Linked DNA regions of Homo sapiens: region 2 is linked to region 1. Evidence: read pairs that join two places in POLR2A ChIA-PET (ENCODE). Cell type or tissue: A673. All regions are shown on one strand. Links, peaks and the distances in the headings refer to the core of each region. The heading gives the core; the rest is flanking DNA. Region 1 overlaps SLC35F3 (solute carrier family 35 member F3). Region 2 overlaps SIPA1L2 (signal induced proliferation associated 1 like 2).

Region 1 (2,867 bases), core at 1-2,500:
AAAATGTGGATTTTGAGCTGAACCGAAGGACTAAAGGACAGGAAGGATTTATATAGGTATGTGCGTGGGGTGGCAGAGAGATAATATCCTTGCAGAGATAAGAGAAGATATTGTATCTATGAAACAAGAACAAATGGTTATTAAAAAGGATATAATCTTGGAAATTAAATATATAACTACATTTTAGAAATTAATAGACATTTTGGGATGCCAAGGCGGGCAGATCACTTGAGGTCAGGAGTTCAAGACCAGCCTGGCCAATATGGTGAAACCCTGCCTCTACTAAAAAAATATAAAAATTATCTGGTGTGGTGGTACACACCTGTAGTCCCAGCTACTTGGGAGGCTGAGGCATGAGAATCGCTTAAACCTTGGAGGTGGAGGTTGCAGTGAGCCAAGATCATGCCACTGCACTCCAGCCTGTGTAATAGAGCAAGACTCTGTCTCAAAAAAAAATAATTAATAGAAAAGTTGGAATATAAAGTCAAAATAATCTCCCATAAAATGAGAGAGAGAGGGAGAGAGGAAGAAGGAAGGAAGGAAGGAAGGAAGAAAGGAAGGAAGGAAAGGAAGGAAAGAAAGAAGGAAGGAAGGAAGGAAGGAAGGAAGGAAGGAAGGAAGGAAGGATAAAATTAGGAGATTAAACCAGAAAGTCTAATATCAAACTAAAAACCCCAGAAGGAGCAAACAGAAAAAATGAAGTGGAGGAAATTACAAAATAAATCATTCAAGACAGTTTCTCAGAACTGAAAGACATGAATCTTCATAATGTAAGGGGCCACCAAGTACCAAAAAAATGAATAAAGAAAGAACCACAACAAGGCACCTATTTGTAAAATAAAGGTATAAAGAGAAAACCTAAAATCTCCCAAGAGAAATGAAACAAACAAGGTCAAGAAATAGGAAATTGTAATTTCATCAGACACCACCACAACCAAAATGGAAGCTAGACAATCATGGCACAACGCATTAACATTTTTGAAGGAAAATTTTTTTTCCAGCCAGAATTCTATCACCAATCAATTATCAATCAAAGGTGGAGGTAGATTGAAGGCATTTTCAGCTATGCAGTCCTCAACAGCGGTGTCTCCCAAGCCACTGGAGGACAGGCTGCACCAAAGCAAGGGTGTAGACCAAGGAGGAAAAAGACGTGGCAGCTGGAAGCAGGCCAGCTCCACACGGGCAAGAGAGAAAGTGGGTCCCAGCATCAACAGGGTGCTCTGCTGCAGACCGGGAACCGCAGAAGGCTCCTGGAGGAGATTCTCTGAGGAAGTCTTGTGATTAAGCAAGAACAGGGAAAATAGTGATAGGCTTTTGAGGTGGCAGAACGTTTAGGGGAAAAAATAGCAATCATTACATGGAAATCAAGATGAATGAGACAAAAGAGGGAAATATTGTTGGCAGGAGAAATGACAGGTTTTTCACAAAAGGAGGCAGAGTCAGTGAACAATATATGTGTGCTTATGATAATGCAAACACTATTAACTAAAAATTGGGATATTATTGTGTTGGGGGTGGGGAAGAAAGGGTAGGGTGAGATAGAAATCAGAGGATGTCTATATTTAAGAAATACTGAGATAAGAATTTAATTTAGCTAAATTGGTATAAATACTAGAGAAAAGTATCCGCAAGAATTGAGGGTGGCTGAGAGTAGGCAGATGTGGAGCTGGAAGAAGTTGCTCCTTTTTACCATAATTCTTTTACTACTATTTTGCTTTTCCAGAGTATGTGCATGCATTGAATTGCTAAAATTAAGTTAATTAAAAACACATAAGAGAGAGGTAAAGTTTCTGTGGTTGAAGCTGAAATGTGGGCACTCAGACAGCTTTGAGGGGTACAGTTTGAAAACCACAGAGAGAGAGAGAAGCCCTGCAATTAACAGTGAAGGATGCCACAGCCCAGACAGACGAAAAGACCCACTCAAGTTCAAACAGATGTTAGTAGCGGAGCCAAACCTGCAGCCTGGGCTTATTCCTCAGTGAACACTCTTATGTTCCTCTTTTTCCCGTACCCATTTCATCACCATTTAAACATGTCTAAGCTTTTCCAACTTTAACATACCCCTGTACAAAAACAAGCCTCTCACCCGCCCCTTTCCTCTGTTCCCCTTTTTCATAGCCACACTTTTCAGAATAGCCATCTACGCTCAAGTTCTCCATGACCTTGCCTTCCTCACTGTCCAGCTACTCTAGTCGATGCCTGCTCCCCACACTCATTCAAACCCCTGGACCAACTGTGAATGACCTTCACATTGCCAATTCCAGAAGGCACTTTTGGGTGTTCATCTTACTCTGAGAAACCTCCTACATTGTTGACTGTTTCTCCCTGAAACACCCTCTTAGCTTCCAACTTAGCACAGTCCCCAAAGTTTCCTTTGACCTCTCCACATCCTCTAGACTTCCTCTGTAGGCCTTCTTTGGTATTCTTCTTTTTTCTTTTAATTTCTTCTTAAAAAAAACAACAACAACAACAACCCAGGATACATGTGCAGAATGTGCAGGTGTGTTACATAGGTACATGCATGCCATGGTGGTTTGCTGCACCTATTGACCCGTCCTCTCAGTTCCCTTCCCTCATCCCTCATCCTTCAACAGGCCCTGGTGTGTGTTGTTCCCCTCTCTGTGTCCACATGTTCTCAATGTTCAAATCCCACTTATGAGTGAGAATGTGGGGTGTTTGGTTTTCTGTTCCTGTGTTAGTTTGCTGAGGCTGATGGCTTCCAGCTTCATCCACGTTCCTGCAAAGGACATGTTCTTATTTCTTTTCATGGCTGCATAGTATTCCATGGTGTATATGTACTGCACTTTCTTTATCCAGTCTATCATTGATGGGCATTTGGGTTGGTTCCATGTCTTTGCTATTGTAAA
Region 2 (2,913 bases), core at 151-2,650, 1.9 Mb after region 1:
TATATTATCTCATTTGCTTCACACAGGAATCATGTAAGCTCGGTATTACAAGCACAGAGAGGGTTAAGTGATTAACCAGAAAGTCCTACCTTTGTGACTGGAACCTAAGTCTTCTGCCCTGAACTCAAGGCTGGCACTATAATTTGTCATGAAGCATTTTCTTAATAAGTGGCCCTTCTCTTCCTTATATTAATTTCCCATGTTCCTTCCCAGTTTATATCACCTTTGCTTATTATTTTCTTTGCTAGTGACACTGTGGCCATAGTTTTGTGCTTAATGCACAAATAATTAAAGACTTAAAGATACCCATTTAACTTAGATAAATTATGGGAAGAAGTATGAATTAGAGACTTCTGCACAAAACCAGGTTGTTTTTGAAAAAGGAAGTCCTGTCATTGCCCACATTGAAGAGTGAGTAGAAAGGGCTTGGGTGCGATCCCATGGCTTGTAGCTCCCTGAGTCAGGGTGAGAAGCACCTGAGTTCAAGATTCACTTGAGAACTCTCTGTTCCTCTTTCTTCTGAAGATTGGGGATAAAAGTTGCTCCAGTCACTCCAGCAGCAACACGCTCTCCAGCAACACCTCCAGCAACAGTGACGACAAGCACTTTGGGTCTGGCGACCTGATGGACCCCGAATTACTGGGGCTGACCTACATCAAAGGGGCCTCCACCGACAGTGGCATCGACACGGCCCCCTGCATGCCTGCCACCATCCTCGGCCCTGTGCACCTGGCAGGCAGCAGGTCCCTGATCCACAGCCGGGCCGAGCAGTGGGCTGATGCTGCCGACGTCTCTGGGCCTGACGACGAGCCAGCCAAGTTATATTCTGTGCATGGCTACGCGTCCACCATCTCCGCCGGCAGTGCTGCGGAAGGCAGCATGGGCGATCTCAGTGAGATATCCTCTCATTCCAGGTAAGCCCCACAGCACTGCAGAGTAGTACCTGCTGGTGCCACCTGGGCCCTGCCTGCTGGGATAGGGCAGAAGCCTGAACTGTAAGCAGTAGGGGCATCAGGTAGGTTGGTGTAATTTTTCCTAGCTGTCTGACATCAGAGGAAGGGCTTGTTTCTACAATATGAAAATGTCAAAGCTTGCATGTTAACAAGTCCCTTGTTGGTGTTTTTTTTTTTTTCCTATTAAGTTTGAGTGAAAAGTCAATAGAGATATTAATCGCTCTAGTCAGGCCACTTATGTCTCTCTCCTAATTCAACCTGTTGTCCCTACGTGTTTTGGAGAAGAGGTGGCACTCACTAATCTTCAGACCATAGTAGTAGGAAGCCATGAAGGCAGCATGTGCGTAGAGCACATGTAGCTCCCTGCCGTGAGGGCATGCACACACTTCCTCCCTGTTCCTACGGCCCTGACAGCAGGGGAGGCCTGAGATCATGTGTATAACAATGAAAGTGTGTTCAGCTCTGCAGCTGGGGTTCATTCAGTAAAGACTAGCTAAGTGTAAAGGAACTGGATTCTAAGTACTGTAAGTGTAGATGTTTAATATCTCCTTATGAGTGGTTTTAAACTCCTGTTTGACATACTTCTCTGCAGTGGTTTTAAAATACCTAATTTGCGATTTCTGCCTTCACTTTCAAAGACTAGGCAAAGGACAAAGAAATGCATTTATTCAGTTTGGCTGTGGACAGAATTTAACTATTTATAGCAACTACCACTGTCATTTTTCTGCTTGTTTCCAAGGCCTTCCCTGATTCAGCTCCAAGTTACTCTCTGACTCCTGCCCACAATGCTGGAGGGCAGAGTCAGATGAACTAAGAATGGGAATATTTCTTGCAGGTACCTAGTGCTATGAGGGAGCATTTCTCCAAATGATGGTGCTCAAGGCAGACCTGTAGCAGTCACGGTGAAAGGCTTTTTATGTTCCTCAGGCTCCCCTTCAAAGTCCCCCCTCACCCCACCACTGCCAGGGGATACTGAGTGTCATTCAGGGACCTTTACATTACAAGTTAAAGAAACTCCATGCTGATTGGTTCATGCCACCAGGGTCATATTGGGGCTTATGTAAACAACAAGTCTAGCACTTCAAGGTTCTGCTTGACCCAGCGTCTCAAAATGATACTGCCCAGGACCAGGTTGCCTCCATCTTCCCACTCCACATGACCATTTCCCAAAATCTCAGCATTCTTCTCTTGGCTGAAAACAGCTGTGCCACCTGCAGACCTCCCACAGTCACGCTCGTCTGTCCCCGGGTAGAAAGTGGTTTTTTTCTAGTTTCTGCAGAAGAAACAGGTTTCTGCCCTCTCCAAAGCCAACCCCTGCCCCCACACCACCCCCGTATCTCCTCACATGTTCCTAGCTCTAATCACGTGGTTAGGGGGTAGCATCGTCTACGGCACTTGGGGCCCTCAGCCTGGGCTGGGGGTCAGTCCCTGTCACCAAGCTGTGCAGCTGAGGAATGGCAAATACAGCCACTGCCCCAGAAGAGAAGCAGGACATTATTTGACCTGGAGAAGGGGGAGTGGATGCCAGAGAGTAGAAATCATGTGTGTCCACCATGCAGAGGGAGCTTAGGATATGAAGATTATTTTCAAAATAGACATTCCTACTACTTTTTTTACCAGTTCTATTTAATAATTTGACTTAAAATAGGTTTAGTACTAATAACTAATATAATAATTAAGGATTATCAGTGAATTTGGTCATCTGAATTATTCCTGGCTTAATTTCAGGAATAGTGGTCATACTGTGGAGACCATCTCGGGATTGCACAACCTGCTAACATCTAGTTCAAAGTTGAGATGATTTGTAAAAGAGCTGATTTCATGACACCTTTTTGGACAGATGTCATTGGCATCACAAATAGAGTTTTGTATTATTATTATTAAGTAAAATTTCTATGGAGACTGCCTTCAGAGTACATTCGTTTATTGATATTTGGTAGGGCTTTTTACCGGTATTTGT

Evidence for each region. Peaks named below come from ENCODE experiments on the same cell type or tissue, not always from the same donor. Only the 100,000 strongest peaks of a DNase experiment are listed, where the experiment ranks them.
Region 2: POLR2A ChIA-PET joins it to region 1 with 10 read pairs; 1 of 35 experiments calls an interaction of 5 or more read pairs at or near these places.

What each region holds. Positions count from the first base shown.
Region 1 is chr1:234,301,760-234,304,626 of GRCh38, reverse strand. All of the region lies in intron 3 of SLC35F3 (solute carrier family 35 member F3), which reads right to left. Among named protein-coding and RNA genes, the nearest start is that of MIR4671, 3.3 kb to the left of the region's middle. In A673, for the core only: no CTCF peak of the experiment used is centred there; DNase peaks (open chromatin) are centred at 616 and 1,176; H3K27ac peaks cover 2,500 bases.
Region 2 is chr1:232,437,109-232,440,021 of GRCh38, reverse strand. It overlaps SIPA1L2 (signal induced proliferation associated 1 like 2), which reads left to right. Exons shown (of 23, transcript NM_020808.5): 15 at 526-914. Among named protein-coding and RNA genes, the nearest start is that of SIPA1L2, 190 kb to the left of the region's middle. In A673, for the core only: no CTCF peak of the experiment used is centred there; a DNase peak (open chromatin) is centred at 1,361.